2 separate regions of the Homo sapiens genome follow, and region 2 is linked to region 1. Evidence: chromatin contacts called from ENCODE Hi-C data. All regions are on one chromosome and are shown on one strand. The core of a region is the stretch at or near the end of the contact, and the rest is flanking DNA. Distances in the headings are between cores, read along the strand shown.

What was found. Hi-C counts contacts between places; a loop is a spot of excess contacts on that map. Pooled maps may share reads with other maps.
Region 2: a pooled map shows a loop between it and region 1 (5-fold over the local background). The contact joins two enhancer-like sites. A Hi-C loop is called at or near these places in 3 of 37 single-sample maps with no recorded cell type and 3 of 50 pooled maps.

The regions. Positions count from the first base shown.
Region 1 is chr10:30,749,918-30,754,249 of GRCh38, reverse strand. No RefSeq gene overlaps it. Among named protein-coding and RNA genes, the nearest start is that of LINC02644, 29 kb to the right of the region's middle. RefSeq lists a silencer at 2,091-2,140 and an enhancer at 2,875-2,934. Within about 2 kb of position 1,674, at least 5 of the 41 ENCODE cell types and tissues checked have a DNase peak (open chromatin) inside an H3K27ac peak, as active enhancers do.
Region 2 is chr10:32,002,455-32,007,066 of GRCh38, reverse strand. All of the region lies in intron 2 of LOC107984219 (a long non-coding RNA gene), which reads right to left. Among named protein-coding and RNA genes, the nearest start is that of KIF5B, 52 kb to the left of the region's middle. RefSeq lists an enhancer at 3,574-4,389. Within about 2 kb of position 2,792, at least 7 of the 41 ENCODE cell types and tissues checked have a DNase peak (open chromatin) inside an H3K27ac peak, as active enhancers do.

The sequences.
Region 1 (4,332 bases), core at 425-2,924:
ACAGTACTGGCCTTGTGGAGTAAGAGGGTCGGGGAGGAGTGGTTCTCTCGCAATGGATGGGGCCTTTCTAGACATTTAACTGGGGTCTTAGGGTTGCCGTACCCACATGTGTGAGAGGTCACAGCTATCTGGAGATAAGGACAAAGGGGAGTGTGGTGAACCCCATCTTCTGGCTGCAAGCCTGGAATAAGGAGGAGGGAGAACTGTAAATTCCCTGGGGAGGGTGTGCGATCAGGGCCAATGATTTTAAAGAACATATCCTCTGAAACAGGAGCCCCGGGGTGCTGATACAGAGAGGAGAAAGAAGAGTGTGCTGCCATATTTTATCTTCTGTACATTATGCCCTTGGCAGCCCAGGGAGCAAATGGGAAACCTGTCTTAAAAAAAATGTGAATAAGAAAAGGAAGGCAGGAAATCTAATGCTCTTTCCCTTAGATCTGTCTTTCATTTGCTTATAAGCACCTTAAAGACAACCCAGATTTATTTAGAAGACCAGGATGATATATAAAGAGGTAGAAAAGCAGGTAGGAAACTAGCAGGCTTGCCAATGACACAGAGGAAATCAGAGGTTGTCGCCGCTGCTGGGGGCTTTGCTTCAGGCCTGCAGGGATGGACTCCATCTCTCTGTGGGGACACGAGACAGCAGAGGAGACTCCCCAGAAGATGGAAGGCCGGCCACAGCATCGACACCCAAATGTCGATAAATCAGACACCGGGGCCCGCACCCTCATCACCAGGCTTAGCACACGGCTGCAGGTAAAGCCCGTGAACTTGACATCGGCACTGTTAGGAGAGCTGCTCTGATCGTGAATACAAAGGAAAGGTAGAGAATATTGAATTTCTGATTAAGCCACTGCTAGATGCTTACCAGGCCCGCTCTGATTTCTCCTGGGCCACGGATCATTTTTATGACTGGTGAAAAAATGATTATTCTCTCCATCACATTGCTTCTGCAAAAAAGGGCTCAGCCTGCAGCGAGTCTAGCCCCATCCTGCAGTGAGCGGGAGGTGGGAGGTGGGCTGGGTGACTGCAGGTGCTTTGTGCTCCGTGGTGGCTCCAGGGCTTCCCAACAAAGCCAGACCAGGGAACGCTGTGGATGCAGGCAGCCAGGGCCTTGGCTTCTCTCTGGCCTGGCTGGGGTGGGCAGGGTCTGGCTGAACAGGTAGAGGGGTGATGACCACTGTGCCACTCTGTGTGGTCTGTAATTGGCATTGAGCCTGCCCATCAGGGACAGCTCTGCCCACGCCGCCCAGTCCCACAGAGGAAGGCGCAGCCACCCAACCTGTTCTGGGAGGAGGAAATAAAAAGCCCTAGTCTGTACCAAGGAATCACCCATTTTTTCCTTAGCAGAAGCCAGGCTCTCTTCCTAGCAAGCGTCCAATCAATCTCTGAGGCTGCCTGCAGGCTAAGAGGCAGGGCCTCATTTGAGCTGTGTTTGGAGTGATAAGGGGCTGCTTGCTGTTTGATAAGCGGATGGGCAGGCACCTTCCTAAATGGGCGTCTGTCAGAGCATATTCCAGTCCTGCTGTCCCTCTGGCGCTGCCACTAGACCCAAGGGCAGTAGAAGCCGCCGGCTGCCCGCTGGGGCCAGATAATGCCGGCACTGTGCTGCAGTCACATTTAATTTTCGTGAGCTGTCACATCTCATGGGTCCTCAGCCTTGGGAAGGCTCTGCTGCCTGGAGAAGATCTCAGCCTGGCCTCCACAGTCCCCCTTCTGGGCAACAAATGGGTCCAGCTCCTGACTCCTTCTTGGAGCCAACAGCTCGCTGAGGGAAGTCAGAGGGACTGCCAGCCCACAGGCTCACTGCGCCTTCCTCAGTCTACAATTTCATCTGCAGAATGACCAAGGGGCAGCCTGAAACGAAGAAAAGACCTAGGAAGGGGCTTTTAAAAGCCGACACAAGCTCCATGGGCCTTGGCACTGTCTCCCAGAAAGCAGAGCTTCCTGGTACCTGCTCCCCCTTCCCGCCCTGCAGTTTTCTTCCTCTGGTTTTGTAATCTCTGTTAATTGCCAAGGCACTTTTTGTTGGATGTGACTTCATTGTGGACATAAGGCTCTGTCAATTCGTCAAGTGGGGTCCAAGCCAAATAGTTTTCTGATCAACTGCATCCTCCAGCGAGCTCTGGCCCAGCTTGACACAAACAGGCATTTCTTTCCCCTCGCACAGCCCCAGCTCTCTGTCCGAGCCTGCGGCCTCCTCTGCTGGTGGCCTGTCTCTATGGCATGCAGGAAGTGCGTGCCCATTGGGCCATATGTACCTATAGGAGATGTAATCTCAGAGGTTTTAATGCACATTTTTTTCTTGGCACTCCGAAATAACTGATGATGGAAAATAAATTCAGAGAATTCGTCCAGCTGGTCCTACTTCACTTCCTAACACTTGCTTTCCTAAGCTGAGCTACCAAAATTTGAGCAGCCTGGGTCTGCGAGCCACTTCTGTGCACCGGTGGTTTGGAGGCATCCTCAGCAAAGAGGAGCCGCTCGCCTCTGCTTTGCATGGGGCACAACTTCCCAAGATCTGTGAATGTGCTTTGTCCTTTTAGGTCGATTTTCTCTGCTTGTTTCTTTTGCTCAGGGCTCTTCCGGAGATGGTGCCTTGAGCATGGAGCCTGGTACCCAGCAACTGTAAATACTTCTGGAAAAATGTGTTCACAACTCAGCCAATGGTTTGCGGCCACGTGGGAGAAAGATCTAGTCTACTGAAATATTGCAAAAACAAAAAGGACATGCTTCTGTCTTACAGCGCACTGGCAGAATCACCAGTTTCTCTCAAAAGTTGTCCAATCTGGGACCTCACACACAGATGGCTTATTACTTTCTGAACTCTGCCAGCAACTCACTGGCATGTCCACACTGGAAATGCTGAGAACATCTTCCCAAACACACGTTGGGTTGAAATTCTCACAGGTGAACAATGGGACCGACACATGTGCACCAAGCAACGACATGTAGAATAAAAATAGACCAATGACCTGCACACGGCGAGGGTTTTTTCAGTTTTCTCTCAGGCTGGATTTCCTGAGGAGTAGGAGTGTAAAAGCTGTGGGTATTTGCTGCCTGCCTCAGGAAGTCCTGACTCCCCAAATAGTGGTTACAGCAAACACCTCTGCACTCTCATTCTCAGAACCCAGAAGAAGCCGAATCCAGGACTCATTTGCTTGTTGTCTTTGGAGGGCTTGTGGGAAAAGAACAATGGCTTCTGTGATACTTGGCCAGGCTTAAGGAGAAGTCATTGGCCACAGCTTCTGAGCAGAGCTGGACTCAGAGATGGACCTGGGGCAGGGCTTTGCATGCAACTGCCTCACTGAGCCCTTAATTGCCACCAAGCTTTGCATACATAGCACCTTTCCTTGGTGACTTAGTTTGTTGTCCCACCAGAAGTACTGGTGGAAAGCAGAGAAGGCACCTTCTTCAGGTCACAGGAGAACTGTATTGTTCTAGATGAATTTCTCACACCAGGATTCCTGCACATCTACCAGGCAGGTCTCCAACACCCCCACACCCCCAGGACCCTGTGAGGACCAGCCCTGCTGAGCCTTCAGAGCCTGACTTTGTCTTGCATAAGATTCAGGCTCCTCTGACGGCTCCCCAAGTTCTGAGTCCCCTGTCCCCACGCCCATCCAGCTTCATTTCCCCTCTTCCACAGCAGACCCCTCTGTCCTCATCGCGCCCCTCTGTCCATCTTCATTGCACATTGTTCCTTCAGCTGCAACACCTTACATGGTCTTCCCTCTGTTGTATCTCCCCTTCAGCCTGCAGGATCCGGGCCACATTCCATCTCCTTCATTCAACCATCTTGTCTAGCCTGAATTTCATCACAAATGCCCCCTTTTCTGAACTCCTACAGCATTTATGTATCAAATAGAACTTGCTAGTATTTTTGCCTCTGCAACTCTGTAACAACTCCTTTGAGGAGAGGGAGGTACAGTGGTGATAGGGGGTGAGCCATCTGCAGGTGGGGGCTCTGGGGCTCTGGGGGTCCAGCCGTGGCCTCCCTGCTCCTCATTAGCTGTTGAACAAATCACCCCCGCCCAGTGATTCTCAGCTTGGGGGCAATTTGTTCCCCTAGAAGACTATAGAGACCAGAGACTTTTCTGGTTGTCACAACCGGGATGGCGCTACTGGCCTTGGAGGCCAGGGATGCTGTAAAACGTCCTGCAATGCATAGGACAGCTCCCTATAACAGAAAGATTTTTCAGCCCCAAATGTCAATGGTGAGAACCCTGCCCTACATTATCTGCTGATCTCCTCACCTGTAAAAAGAAGAAGGGTATGAAAAAATAAACTGAGAAAAAAATGTGTGAAAGCAGAGGAAAACTGAAAACACTG
Region 2 (4,612 bases), core at 1,543-4,042, 1.3 Mb before region 1:
ATCTTTTAGGTGTGCTCTATAAGCCTTTGTATTAATTTTTTTTCCTTTCCTGGAGAAATTTGAAAACAGTTTTTTTTCCAAATTAAAAAAAATCGCAGCACATCTAAGGAATAGGATGCAAAAGGGAATATAGGAGTGATAGAAACTAGTGAGAAAATTTATACACTCATGCAGGCAAACTAGGATAGGGGATGGATAATTAATACAGTATCATAACTGATGGCCAGAGAACTTGATTTTTTTTTTTTTTAATTGAGACAGGGTCTCTCTTTTTTCTTTTCTTTTTTTTTTTTTTTTGAGACAGGGTCTTGCTGTCACCCAGGCTGGAGTGCAGTGGTGCAGTGGTGCGATCTCAGTGCACTGCAACCTCTGTCTTCCCAGCCCAGGTGATTCTCCTACCTCAGCTTCCCGAGTAGCTGGGATCACAGGCATGCGCTACTACGTCTGGCTAATTTTTTTTTTTTTTTTTTTTGGATTTTTGGTAGAAATGGGGTTTTGCCATGTTGTCCAAGCTAGTTTTGAACTCCTGAGCTCAGGTGATTCACTCATCTTGACCTCCCAAAATGCTGCGATTATAGGCGTGAGCCACTGTGCCCAGCCTCCAATGCTTTTTTTTTTTTTTTTTTTTTTGAGATGTAGTTTCCCTCTTGTTGCCCAGGCTGGAGTGCAATGGCGCAATCTTGGCTCACCGCAACCTCTGCCTCCTGGGTTCAAGCGATTCTCCCCTCAGCCTCCCGAGTAGCTGGTATTTTAGGCATGCACCACCACGCGCAGCTGATTTTGTATTTTTTAGTAGAGACGGGGTTTCTCCATGTTGGTCAGGCAGGTTTTGAACTCCCGACCTGAGGTGATCCACCTGCCTTGGCCTCCTGAAGTGCTGGGATTACAGGCGTGAGCCACCGTGCCTGGCCCGATGCTTTTTAAATTTTTCTTGAGAGAGGGTCTGGCTCCGTTGCCCAGGCTGGAATACAGTGGTGTGATCTTGTCTCACTGCTACCTGTCTGTCCCCCAGGCTCAAGCTGTCCTCCTGCCTCAGGTTCCCTAGTAGCTGGTACTACAGGCATGTGCCACCATGCCTGGCTAATTTTTGTACAGATAGTTTCACCATGTTGCCCAGCCGGGTCTCAAACTCCTGAGCTCAAGTGATCCACTCCCTTCGGCCTCTCAAAGTGCTGGCATTACAGGTGTGAGCCCCTGTGGCTGGTCAGCTTTTTTAAAAGATGGGGTCTTGCTCTGTCACCCAGGCTGGAGTGCAGTAGTGCAGTCAGTCTACTGGGGATCCCATGCTGGTGGATCATACAAAACTCTCAGTGGCTGCTTGAGGCTCTGTCGTCAAGAAAGGCAAACTCACATTTTTCTGTTAGAACAAATTGCAGGCCCTCCTGGGATAGGAGACTCTATGTACTCAACTTACCACCAAGTTGCTAGTTGGTTTCTTCAAGGGACAGTTGAACTCAATATTGCTGGTAGGACGTTAGGCAGCAGACGTAATTGGATCAGCCTTTGTAAGTGGGAGCCGTTGCTACTGGACGTGCATAGCTTTCATCTCCCACTGGCCACACCATTCCTGTGCTCACGATACCAGCACTGCAGCGATGGATGACAGACTGGCGGATGACAGACTGGCTGATGTCAACCATTGGTTAAATTCCTCTTCCCTAGTAGATACTGTCTGGTAGGCATTAACATGTCACACAAGATCCTCACATCCTTTGCTGATACCCCTGTCTATGTCTACGGGAAGGGCAGGCACAGCAGCTTGAGACTTCTGTTTGGCCTTTGTCACTATACAGGATAACCTGTATCCAACAGGCCAAAGATGTAATGTAGTGATCATGCCAGTTACCAAGTGTGTCAATTCTAGTTAGACATCAGAGACACGGAAATGACCAGCAGAGGGATCCACAGAGCATGTGCTGCTTTAATGTGAGCACTATATGTTACCTAAATAGAACCATACCTCCATCTGCGGCCCCTATGATGATGCTTTAGGTTTCTAGGTACAACGTCAGCTTAGACCCTGTATCCAACAGCCTTCAAAATATTTGGGTGTTCCCTTTTGTCCATTGTTCAGTAACCTGAATAAATGGCCATCATTCTTTTGAGGGCAGGACTGGGGAATTGTAGTCGGTACTGGGTTGTTGCAAGGTCTTTCCTCCTGGGGACTGGACCTCATGACTGCAGAGGTAATCAGGTTAAAATGCAGTCATTTTCCAATATAACTTAATCCAATATAACTTAAAGGGAATGCATAGAGGGGAGATGATTAGCAGAGATGGCATCTACAGGCTAAGGAAAGGGGCCTTGAACAGCTCTTTCCCTCACAGACCTTAGAGGGAATCCATTCTGCCAACACCTTAATTTTGGACTTGTAGCCTCCAGAACCATAAGACAATACATTTCTGCTGTTTAACCCACCCAGTCTGTGGTACTTAACAGCAGCCCTAGCAAACTAACACAATAGCCTGCTCTGATAATTCAGCAGGACCCTCTAGGCATTTCTCCTTAGCATGGTCAGCATAAGCTTTGTACAGTTGAGCTTTGTCAGTACAAGAGAAAGGGGCTACTTTTCTCAGGTCTGGCATGCTTCCCCTGGCTGCTTATTACCATCCTGTTGTCAGGCATGGCTCAGCCCCAGCTGTGACCCGAGTATGCAGTCAGTTAGCCAGCTTTCAGCTCTGGCCTTGGCCCTGTGACTACCTCGCTAGCTGGCAGGTGGCTCCCTCTGAGCCTGTCCTTCAGCCTCAGCTCACACATAGCCTGGAGAGGCACTCCCTGCTTGTGGCTGCAGTTTTCTGTCCTCTTGTACTCTGGAGGAGTGTGCCAGCCTCAGCCCATGTGTACCCCAATGGTGTGTTTCCTTCTTGCCCGTCCTGGCCATGATTCCCTGCTTGCCAGTGGCAGCCTGAATGTACCTCAAAGGAAAGTTCCTTGGTGACTGACTCAGCTGTCACCCAGCGCAATCCAGCAAATGTCCCTGCCATACAGTGGGCTGCAGCCACACCTCTGCAAGATCTGAAACCCAAACTTGGGGAGGGACATCCCTATCTAAGAGTTTGATCCTTCCTTGGGTACTTTCCCTTAACCCTAGGGTATCCTGTAAAGTTTTATGTATCCATTTGTAAGGCAATCCCCTTGGACCTTGACTGATACAAAGGGTGATATGTAAGTTTATACTCAGAATCTTATTTATTATTTATTTACTGAGACAGAGTTTCGCTCTTGTCGCCCAGGCTGGAGTGCAATGGCATGATCTCGGCTCACTGCAACTTACACCTCCCAGGTTCAAGCGATTCTCCTGCCTCAGCCTCCTAAGTAGCTGGGATTGCAGGCGCCTGCCATCACGCCCAGCTAATTTTTTTTTTTTTTTTTTTAGACGGAGTCTCGCTCTGTTGCCACGCTGGAGTGCTGTGGCACAATCTTGACTCACTGCAGAAAGTAGGAAAGAAAAGACCAGAACAAAAGGCCTCAGATCTGAATAATAAGCATGCCATAAAGAGAACAGAAGAAACAGCAGAGGAAATCACCAATGAAACTGAAAGCCATGGCTTTCCAGTGCCCAGCACAATATATAAAAACAGACCCGCACTAGGGTATGCCATTGTGAATTTCACTACAAGGAATACCTGAACTAGAAAAAATTTTAAAAGTTTCATACAAAGGACTGAGAATCTGAATGCCTCAAATAACATCAGATATGAGAAGAAAGTAGATCAATATCTTTAAAATTCCAAGGGAATGTTATCTCCAGCCTCAATTAGTGTAAGGGTAGGTGGAATAAAAAGGTTTCCAGGCACACCAGTTCCCAAAAATGTTACTTCTTTATTTTTATTTTTTAAGACAGGCTGCGGTGGTTCAGTGGTGTGATCTCAGCTCACTGCAACTTCTGCCTCCCAGGTGCAAGAATCACTTGATTCTCATGCCTCAGCCTCCCAAGTAGCTAGGACTACAGGCATGCACCACCTCCTGGATTCAAGCAATTCTCCTGCCTCAACCTCCTGAGTAGCTGGGACTACAGGCGCGTGCCTCCACGCCCGGCTAATTTTTTCATATTTTTAGTAGCGACGGGGTTTCGCCATGTTGGCCAGGCTAGTCTCGAACTCCTGGCCACAGGTGATCCACCCGCCTCGGCCTCCTAAAGTGCTGGGATTCCAGGTGTGAGCCACTGTGCCCAGCCTGTATTCAGAATATTTAATGCTTAGCACTTTCCCCTACTTGGCTGTCTGAATGCTGGTAGCCAGGCTTATGCTTCCAGCCAGGAGATGAGAAGATTCTGTGCAAAATTTGGCAGCTGATATTGGGGGTCTCCAGGGAAGCAGCAGTTTCAGGAATGCCAGAGTCAACAAATCCTACTCCTATGAGCCGGTTGCTTCCAGTCAGCTTATTGTCCCCCTCTTCAATATGTGCAGACAGGCAAGGATCACCAGCCATTTGAGGAATGCCTCTAGGGTGAAAGGTAGAATCAAAACCCACAACCCAAAATGGAGCAAAGTGGGACTGTGAAGGGAGAAGAAAACATTTTTAAGGAACTGCCACTAATATCCTCAGGTTTTGAAATTGTAAGGTTTTTCTCCATCTAAGAAAAAAAGAATATTCAGAAAATAAGTCCTGA